2 separate regions of the Mus musculus genome follow, and region 2 is linked to region 1. The links are chromatin loops, found by intact Hi-C in ENCODE. Cell type or tissue: heart. All regions are shown on one strand. Links, peaks and the distances in the headings refer to the core of each region. The heading gives the core; the rest is flanking DNA.

Region 1 (5,374 bases), core at 273-5,272:
GATCAAGTGACCATAGGTGTGTGGGTTCATTTCTGGGTCTTCAATTCTATTCCATTGGTCTACTTGTCTGTCTCTATACCAGTACCATGCAGTTTTTATCACAATTGCTCTGTAGTAAAGCTTTAGGTCTGGCATGGTGATTCCGCCAGAAGTTCTTTTATCCTTGAGAAGACTTTTTGCTATCCTAGGTTTTTTGTTATTCCAGACAAGGCACAGGGGAAAAATTCCTGAACAGATCAGCAATGGCTTGTGCTGTAAGATCGAGAATTGACAAATGGGACCTAATGAAACTCCAAAGTTTCTGCAAGGCAAAAGACACTGTCAATAAGACAAAAGGACCACCAACAGATTGGGAAAGGATCTTTACCTATCCTAAATCAGATAGGGGACTAATATCCAACATATATAAAGAACTCAAGAAGGTGGACTTCAGAAAATCAAATAACCCCATTAAAAAATGGGGCTCAGAACTGAACAAAGAATTCTCACCTGAGGAATACCGAATGGCAGAGAAGCACCTGAAAAAATGTTCAACATCCTTAATCATCAGGGAAATGCAAATCAAAACAACCCTGAGATTCCACCTCACACCAGTCAGAATGGCTAAGATCAAAAATTCAGGTGACAGCAGATGCTGGCGTGGATGTGGAGAAAGAGGAACACTCCTCCATTGTTGGTGGGAGTGCAGGCTTGTACAACCACTCTGGAAATCAGTCTGGCGGTTCCTCAGAAAATTGGACATAGTACTACCGGAGGATCCAGCAATACCTCTCCTGGGCATATATCCAGAAGATGCCCCAACTGGTAAGAAGGACACATGCTCCACTATGATCATAGCAGCCTTATTTATAATAGCCAGAAGCTGGAAAGAACCTAGATGCCCCTCAACAGAGGAATGGATACAGAAAATGTGGTACATTTACACAATGGAGTACTACTCAGCTATTAAAAAGAATGAATTTATGAAATTCCTAGCCAAATGGATGGACCTGGAGGGCATCATCCTGAGTGAGGTAACACATTCACAAGGAAACTCACACAATATGTACTCACTGATAAGTGGATATTAGCCCCAAACCTAGGATACCCAAGATATAAGATATAATTTGCTAAACACATGAAACTCAAGAAGAATGAAGACTGAAGTGTGGACACTATGCCCCTCCTTAGATTTGGGAACAAAACACCCATGGAAGGAGTTACAGAGACAAAGTTTGGAGCTGAGATGAAAGGATGGACCATGTAGAGACTGCCATATCCAGGGATCCACCCCATAATCAGCATCCAAACGCTGACACCATTGCATACACTAGCAAGATTTTATTGAAAGGACCCAGATGTAGCTGTCTCTTGTGAGACTATGCCGGGGCCTAGCAAACACAGAAGTGGATGCTCACAGTCAGCTAATGGATGGATCATAGGGCTCCCAATGGAGGAGCTAGAGAAAGTAGCCAAGGAGCTAAAGGGATCTGCAACCCTATAGGTGGAACAACATTATGAACTAACCAGTACCCCGGAGCTCTTGACTCTAGCTGCATATATATCAAAAGATGGCCTAGTCGGCCATCACTGGAAAGAGAGGCCCATTGGACTTGCAAACTTTATATGCCCCAGTACAGGGGAACACCAGGGCCAAAAAGGGGGAGTGGGTGGGCAGGGGAGTGGGGGTGGGTGGATATGGGGGACTTTTGGTATAGCATTGGAAATGTAAATGAGCTAAATACCTAATAAAAAATGAAAAAAAATAGACAGTGTACTTTTTATATACCATTATTCTACAATGAAACCATAACTTCCATTTAACTGTGATTCTTGTCCAATGATACCATTTTCAAAATAAAAGGAAGAAAACAGTTTCATAGTTTCAAAAAAAAAAAAAAGAGTTTCAGTCTCAATCCTGCAGAGAGTCGGGGGGACTTTATTCTTCTGATCTCATTTTCTACACAGGATGGAAAACAACAACAAAAACCCCAAAACCTCTCAAATCTTTTTGACAACTCACCGGCTAAAATGTTCTATCAGAAATTTAAAAAAATCATGCCTTTTGAGTAGAGAAACACAAATCTCCCTGTGCCGACAAGGTCATTTAACAAGCAGAAAATGTCACATAACGTATGAATAAATTATGAAGCATAAAGTTCTGCGTATGAAGAAATGTTTTTGAATTAGTTTTACCACTAGAGGTCAGTAGTGTGCCATCCCCAACATGGAGACCTTAGGGCTCTTTCTTTTATTGAGGTTACTTCCCCCTAACCCCTAGCTGTCCTTGCATGCTCTATGAAGTTGGACAGCCACCACCTCTGGAGCTCTCTGCCCCTCTGCCAGGTGCAGTGAGAAGCAGTGGGATTTTTTTTTTTTTTTTTTGATAGAAAGCAGTTTGAACTCTCAGGGGAAAAGACAGTGTGGCAACCCAGTGCTGTCCCTTCATGCCAAGCACCCATGCTTCTCTCAACTCAGAAAAATGAAGACCCCAGGGCGGAATACCCATCCAGACAGAGTTTCAAGACTGCATTTAGGTGCTGGGCAGTGGAGCTCCATTTGTAGACAGAACACAGGAATATAAGAAATCAGATGCAGGGATTTCTGTTCAGCTCCAGTTGCTATGCATGCAGGCCAGAACACTTCCCTTCTGTTTATCCTGTTTTCCCTGAGGACATAAAAGGGAAAACCTGAATTCTGTTTCTGTAGTCTGAAGTGGCACAGCAAAGGTAAATGTGCTTTGTTTAAGACAGAGACTTGAGGTGCAGTCGGCCCATGTAGTCCAGGCTGGTCACGAATCTGTAGCTCTCCTGACACTGCCTCCCAAGTGCTGGGATTATAACATGTGTCTGCCTGAGCCTAGGGCTGTCATTTCCCTAATACAGCACTAAGGGGACATGATAGGCCTTTTACACCAAATCTAAAGGAGAACCACAAATATATTTGCATGAAATGTTAAACTGCTGATTGGACTGTGATCTATGAGAGCTGTTAGCAAATATCTAGTAACATTTATTTTGGCATAAAGCTCTTGGGATGGAAAAGACATTGTACCAATGATCCAGGCAGATGTCTCGTCTGTGGATGAGAGAGACGTGTACTATGTTCCCTCCCACTGAGAGCTGCTTGTTTGTGATCCACTCACACTGTCACAAGGAAAACCCAGGTTCATGACTCTTGTTGGGAATGAGTCTGAGGCATACTGGATTCTGTGCTCAACTTCAGGAATTCTTCCCCCCCCCTCCCCCCCCCCCCCATAGCTTAAGTTCTCTTAAGACTTAAACTTGTTCCTGCTGGATTTTAGACCAGCCTTGGCCCCCTAGTGGCAAGGCTTTTCAGAACTTTCTGCCTTTGCCAGGACAAGCAGAGGGTGGTTTGGGCCTATTTCCCTGTGGTTAGAAATGATCAGTTTAGCCAATTGTTTAAAACAAATCACATGTAGGTTTTTGTTCACACCCCCATATGTGCATGCGTTTCTGTGTTGGTGCACATATCCCTGTTCTAGTGTGCTTGTGGAGGCCACAGGGCAACCTTAAGGGGCCCACTCTATCTAGTGTTTGTGAGACAGTCTCTACCCAGCCTGGGTCTAACAATCTCTTCCCCAACAAGGGAATTAAAAGTGCTCACTACCACACATGGGGTTGTCTCCACAAGTCATAGGAACTGAACTCGAGTCCTCATGCTAGCTCGGTAAATTACCAACTGCCCTCACCCCAGCCAAGGCTCTTACTTGGAAGTGTGGAGAAGTTAGATTAAATGGTGTAAAAGAAAGGCCAGGAAGGAGTAAGCTACAAAAGGCCACCTGACTCATGCCACAGGCATTCCTAAAGTGCCATCACTCCTGCTGATGCGTGCCCAGCCTCTGGCTAGTGGACTTCTCCTTTTTAAACTTAAAGAACCCTCCCGGGCTGAGACATTTGGAGAAATTTCCCTAGGGCTATATAATGGAGGGGTGGGGACAGGAATTTGCCACAGAGCTGAAGTCAAGTCAGGTAGAAGGTTCCTGAGAGAGGTGCTACCATGGACTCTAGGGGCCATGGACCCTGGGGGTCACTGTATTTTTGTGGGCATATCAAGAGTATGAAGCCCTTTCTCAGACTTCAATGGACAGTGTTTCCAGAGTAACTGTTCAATGCCTGGGCCAGCCCTGGGCCAAGAAAAGCTTGCTACACTTTCTGGAGAAGCAATAGATCTCCAAGATCAAGGTTCTGGCCCTGTATCACAACACACTACATATGGAGGCCGGCTGCAGCCTCCCGACACCCAGAGACGTGGACGGGGAACCCAGAATGAAGTTCATGCAGGGGTGTAAGGAGGGTCGAGTCTCTCGCCCAGGCCTCTCAGCAGCCGTAAAACAAGATGCCCATCAGCTCACAAGTGGTTTAAGATCCCAGACTTTGACAGAAGCTGAGGGAACTCCAAAAACTGACCTCTTTTATCTCACAGGGTTACTGAGAGTCTATCTCAGCTCGTAGATTACAATGAGACTTAGGACAATTTGAAGAAAATCTTTTTAGCAACCCAGCATTTTAGAGCTTTGCTACCTAGTGGGACCATTTTGTTGTAAAATTATAACCCTGGTTTCTCTGTGCTCTTCAAAGCAACACTTCATACATATTCTGGCACACGGGTGTGCATGCAGATAGAGCACTCAGATACATAAAATAAATAGAATCTTTTTAAAAAGTTAAAAAAGATTTTCCAGTATAATTCTGATAAAGATTTCTCTATCTTCTAAAAACTGATAATCTAAGCTTTCATTTTAGACCATGTCCATTTGAATTAACATTGTGTTTGTGTGCGTGTGTGTGTATGTGTGTGTGTGTGTGTGTGTATGCTGTGAGGTACAAGTTCAGGCTTACCTCCCAATATTGATATCTAGTTGTTGAAGCATTATTGTTGAAGATAAGCCTCTCTCCATGAGATTGCTTTGATACCACTGTGAGAATCAGTTAGCTATATGAATCAATGCGTGCACTTCTTCCTGGCCCTATTCGGTTTTGTTTCTGTATGGACATCTTTATACCAACACCATTATTGATTTCATTAAATTAGGTTAAAAATAAGTGTTGAGATAATGTAGGGTGTGCCCTCTCTTCCTTTGAGGAACGATTCTGTCTACACTGGGTCCTTTGTACCTTATGGACTTGTAGAACTTACAGCTTTAGACCGTAAGTTTCCTTGCCATGGGTAGGAATCCCAGTGATTCAGTCTGTCTCGCTGCAGGATTTTCTGAGCATCTGTTAAGGCCTTTTGTGTCCACTCTGATCTTCCATGTTTACTCTTAGCTCAGTGGTTCTCATTCTTCCTAATGCTATGACCCTTTAACACAGCTCCTCATGTTGTGCTGACCCCCAACCATAAATTTATTTTTGTTGCTACTTCATAATTGTAC
Region 2 (5,374 bases), core at 166-5,165, 160 kb before region 1:
CCCCTGAGGTTTAGCATCAGTCTTTAATGCTGTCACACTGCATAATGACAAGTCACACACTTTGGTCTTGTGTTGGTAGTGGCAACTTACAATGAGTTGAATGGTCAGAACACCAGGCTAGCTCCAAAGAACAGATACTTTCACGCCCAGGTCTGATCCCATCACAGCCCTGGACAGTAGTTGACAGGGACTGCTTTCGTCTGAGTGCACACCAGCTTCCAATGGAATTATAAAAACATATTTACATACGTTCCACAGTGCTCCTTTCATCAGAAGCAAAGACCCTTTTATCAAAAGGGATTAGATCTAGGACTGTGCAAAATCCAAAAGGATTGTATCCTTCTAGAGTTCAGAGTCCATTACACACACACACACACACACACACACACACACACACACACACACACACACAAAATCACCTGTGCCTCTGAGAAGTGCCAGGTGTGGCCAAGGTCTACCTCTGGACCAGCAAGTACTGTGACTGTAAGCCAGCCATCTGATGTCAATGGAGCCAGAGGTCCAGGGGATCTCCTGGCTGGCCAGGCCCCAGAACCTGGAAGGAGGCTGGCCCTGTGGTCCTGCAACCAGGTATTGCTTGTGATGCTGGCCTGGCAGTCCTAGGGAATTGGTCTCAATTTGAGATGGCCAAGACAAGACAGGACTCTTCTGGGGAGGAGGAACAAGGCATGGGACAAATACAGATAAAACAAGAACCTCCCACACAGTGGAGACTGACTAGTGCACAGGGTCTGGCAACTGAGATGGCGGACCACTGTCACATGACAGCCAGACTAAGGACAACAGAGGGCAAGAGTCCAGTTGCAGGCCTGCCTCACACCCTTGGGCAGGAGCTGGGGTGCAGAGGGTGGGTCCATTCCAGGAGGGCTGCTGTTCCCACCGCCTGCCTATCGCTCGAAAAACCACTGTAGTCTAGTGCGCGACTTTGAAAGATTGTAATATATTCTGTGGAAAACATTCGGCAGAGCAAAAGCCCTCCCTGGGCCCTCCCGCAGTATGCAACCAGTGGAACGGTCTGGAGATCTGCAGCTCTGAAAGCCCCTGGCTCAGTCCTTGAGGAGTGCAGGTGGCTATATGGGAAGAACCTGCTCCAGGATGGTTCTGGATGAGACGGGAATCCTTTCCGGGAAGATCACTTCAAACTCGATAACAAGGTCTCCACGTTTCTCAGGTGTTTTGGGGAGAGGGAGGCCTTCTCCAGGGACTTTCCGCCGCATACCAGGCCTGATGACATCTTTGAATACAACAGGGATGGTCCTGCCGTCCAGAGTAGGGACATTCACAGTGCAACCACAGAGAGCCTAGGGAAGCAAAAGGACAGTGTCAGGCAGTGGCTGGCTTAGGAGCTTCACTCCTCCAGACCGTCCGGAGAAGGGTCAGGTCTACCAGACCAGGCCCGCTGACACCCCACTCCAAAGCCCCCCCAACCCCACAACCCATTATTCTCACAGCAGCCATCTCTTTTTATGACTCCTCCACCCACCTAGCACCTTACCTCCCGAAGGCTAATCCTGGCTGGATAGATGACATCAGAACCATCTCTCTTGAAGATATTGTGTGGCTTGTCCTTTAAAACAAAGACGATGTCTGCTGGAATGTTGTTCGAGGTCTGGTCCCCTTCCTTGGGAAAGGTGATTTTGGTCCCTTCTTTCCAGCCCCTCTTCACTTCGATGGTCAGGATCTTATCTTCATTTCGAATGCTCTTTCCATCAGGGTTCAGCCGCTTGTGGGAGATTTTCATCTTCTTGGTACAGCCGCTGTAGATCTCTTCAAGGGAGACCCGAAGGTCATGGGTGACTGGAGGATCTTGCTTCTTCCGGGTGGGCTCTTGAGAAGGGCGGGAACGTCCAAAGTTCATGTTGGTGAAGCCACCCATACCCATTGGAAAGCTAGAGAATGTGTCATCAATGTCCATGCCTTCTTCCCCGTTGCGCTGCCCAAAAAAGGTATCAAAGGGGTTTCTGCCACCGAAGAACTCAGCAAACATGGCATGGGGGTCTCCGTGGAATGTGTAGCTGAAAGAGGTACCATTAGCACCACCACTGCTTCCTCCACTGGGGCTACCACCCTTCAGGCCTGGAAACCAAAACCACAAGTCAGGGTTACTGCTGGAGAGTCAGCCCCACCTCCCTCCACCCCCAACACTTCAACACACTTATAAAACATAAAACCCCTGAAACAAAGAGCTCAGAACCCCAGCACTCTCAAGACAAGTGCAGACTGATCTCTGCAAGTTCCAGACAAGCCAGAGCTCCACCATGAGGTGCTGGAGAAATGGCTCAGAGCACTGGCTCATCTGGCAGAAGAACCAAGTTCAATTTCCAACACCTACATAGCAGCAGACCATGGTCTAACTCTAGTTCCGGGACCTTTAATGCCCTCTTCTCTAGAAGCATGTGAATGGTATACACATATACACGGAGGCACACGCTCAAATAAATTGAAAAACAAAGTTCCAGCAACAGTGAGGTCCTGTCTCAAATAAATGGTCACATTTTGTTCCTTTTGCATGTATTACTGTCAATGCCACGTAACACACAAACTTTCGTCCAGAGTAGCCTCAAGGCAATCCTCCTGACTCAAATACCCCAGAGGGGGGATTGTCACAACATCCGGTTCCTTTGGAAACAGGAGCTTATTACCCTGTAGCTCTGATTTGAAGCAAATTCACAGCGTTCCTAATTCGGTTTCCCATGTGGAGGTGTGAGCCCCCGCACTCTGCTCAACAAGTTTTGCTCTTAGTAAAAAGGCCACAGGAACTATAGCGGGAGGGATTTTATGTATATATTAAAAAGCTTGTTAGTCAAGGACGAATCTCAAGTCTTTTAACTCCCAATGGCAATAGGAGCAAGAAACACACTACTCCGTTTTACTTCCTGACAACATATTCGGTAGTAAGGCCTCTAGATCTCGGTGCGACCAGGTTTACGTGACTGCTCCATCCTCCCAGCTATGCTGTTACCATCTTACAGAGAAGCTCCTACGCACTGTTACCAAAAAGGCTCAACCCTGGGTGAGCGAACACTGAGCTTGCGGCTAGGAAAGAGAATCAATACTCGGGCAATTTTCATTCCCATCGCGACCGCCGCCCTCCATCTGCACCATTCCGGCGCTGTGCAGGCGACCGACCGGGAGGGGCTGCGGCAGACGTGCTAGAAGCTTCTGTGCCAGCGGCGCGCCCAGAGCTCCTCCTCCTGTCTGAGGCCGCGGATCAGAGGGTGAAGGAGGCGGCGCCGCCGCTAGATCCCCGGAATGCCTGTCCCCGGCCGAGGTCTTGGAGAGGCTCCGAGTGCCTCGGTTTCCCCGCCTGTCAAACGGCGGGTCACCCCGGCCGCGCGCACACGTACCTTCCTCTCCATAGCGGTCGAAAATCTCGCGCTTGCGCGGGTCGCTGAGCACGTCGTAGGCCTCGGCGATCTCCTTGAACTTCTCCTCAGCGCCGGGCTCCTTGTTCTTGTCCGGGTGGTAGCGCAGCGCCTGGCGGCGGTAGGCTCGCTTGATCTCGTCGTCGGACGCGCCGCGGGCCAGGCCCAGCGTCTGATAGTAGTCCTTGCCCATGGCCACCGCCGCCCAGCTGTCGCCGCCTCCGGCTCCGCTGCTGCCCCGTCCCGGACTCTATATACCCGTCCGGCGGAAGCTTCCAGATCCCGCCAGCCCTCCAGAACCTTCCGCCCCTCCCGATGCGCCGCACGACACCGGCCAATCGCTGCGGCCCGCTCCGTGACGCAGCACATCCGGGGTGGGACCCGGCTGCCAACGGCTTTCCGCGCGGGGCCACGCCCCTTCCCTCTCTACTCTGGTCAACGCCTTCCTCGGGCGCGCGCGCCGGCTGCTGGGGTTCCGCCTCCGTAGCGGATCCAGCCAATCGCAACCCTCTCTCTCTCTGCGGACAGGTGGAGGCGCGAAGAGGGGCGGGGCTACAGAGACGGGCCTCTCCGAAAGGCCGCACCCTTTCCCCCAGGTTATCGCCGGCTGGGAGGTTCTGCTGCGTGACTTGTGGTAGCTACCTGACAAGTACCTCTAAGCTTTCCTGCTCTAACCCAGGGATAAAAATAGGCACCCCGCCCTCTTCTGCCCGTAGCCCTTGGTTTTTCCCGTAAGGCCGTTACTGTAAAGCGAGGTGAGACTGGTCTGCCTTGGGCTTGCTGCAGTCGGGCTGCCTCTCCGGTTTATCTTACTTCCTACTAATTCCTACTGGGTTTAGCTCGCCTCTTGGCGTTCTGATACTTGTCACTTCCTTTGCCGTCTGAGTTTACCACCAGGGCTGCGTGATTTTTTTAAAGATCCACTGGGTGCTTCGTAAATATTTCCAAATACTTTGATATAGTATAGCTTTTTGCTTTTGGTTTTGTAAGTCTGGGATGATGGCGGTCAAGGACGGAGCTGAGTGAGGAAGAGGAGAGAGCTTCAGATATTGGAAGGCATAGAGAAGCTGGAATAGTCATTGGTGGTTCTTGCAGGGAATGGGACTGCCTGAAAGTGCATGAAAGACTGACTCTCATCCTAGCACTTTCTGGCTGTGTGACCTTGGGTTGGTAGAGTAGCTTTTCTGGTCTCAGTGTGGTCATCTGTACAAAGGGAATGGTCGTGGAATATGGTGAAGTTGACATTATTCTGCATTTGTTAAAGACAAGGGACAAAGGGTGTTCTTGAAAGAGATGATTAATCATCTTGTTTAGTGGACAACTGTTGACATTCCCTTTCTGGAAGCTCTGTAGGAGGAGAGTCAGATAACCCTTGCCCTAGGCACCCCTGAGAAAAATGACTTTAGCCTTCCGTTAATGGTATAGCTGTGTGTGGTGTATGTGTTTTGATTTTCCTAACTGTACTGACCCCATGAAAACCGAACCAGTTGAGCCCTGCCCCCCGCCTCCCCATGGATTTGGAGCTAGGGAACACTTGTAGAGAAAGTGTCTTTAAAGGTACAGAGACAGAGATAGTGAGCTGGCAGTGGTGGTGCATGCCTTTAATCCCAGCACTTGGGAGGCAGAGACAGGCGGATTTCTGAGTTCGAGGCCAGCCTGGTCTACAAAGTGAGTTCCAGGATAGCCAGGGCTATACAGAGAAACCCTGTCTCGAAAAAAAACAAAAACAAACAAACAAACAAAAAGATACAGAGATAGCGACAGCCTGGGCACAGTGGCATATTCCTGTAGTCTAGTGCAGGGATGCTGCTGCACGAGGACTCCCTGTGAGGCCAGCCTGCCTTCAAAATAGGTGACTAGAAATCAAAGTACATACTGAACAGAAGAGCTGTCCCAGAGGCAAGGAAAGCACAGGACATGGGAGTGCTTCACATTTACGGGGTGATTTTAACGGAGAAGTGCAGGTGTGCCTCTGGCTGGGCCTATCTGGG

Evidence for each region. A loop is a pair of places that touch in the nucleus more often than their neighbours do. Peaks named below come from ENCODE experiments on the same cell type or tissue, not always from the same donor. Only the 100,000 strongest peaks of a DNase experiment are listed, where the experiment ranks them.
Region 2: it touches region 1 in a loop (2.9-fold over the local background); 8 of 42 quality-filtered maps call a loop at or near these places.

Annotation. Positions count from the first base shown.
Region 1 is chr8:83,448,105-83,453,478 of GRCm38, reverse strand. It overlaps a transcript of Scoc not described here. Among named protein-coding and RNA genes, the nearest start is that of Scoc, 8.1 kb to the right of the region's middle. In heart, for the core only: CTCF peaks have their summits at 2,177 (motif pointing right), 3,121 and 3,324 (motif pointing left); no DNase peak of the experiment used is centred there.
Region 2 is chr8:83,606,534-83,611,907 of GRCm38, reverse strand. Dnajb1 (DnaJ heat shock protein family (Hsp40) member B1) reads right to left here and starts at 3,733. Exons shown (of 3, transcript NM_018808.3): 1 at 3,366-3,733; 2 at 1,514-2,094; 3 at 1-1,319. The coding sequence starts at 3,576. The coding sequence ends at 1,089. It overlaps Gm42029 (a long non-coding RNA gene), which reads left to right and starts at 4,058. Exons shown (of 3, transcript XR_878996.2): 1 at 4,058-4,138. In heart, for the core only: a CTCF peak has its summit at 3,193; DNase peaks (open chromatin) are centred at 3,237 and 3,717; H3K4me3 peaks cover 3,291 bases; H3K27ac peaks cover 2,428 bases.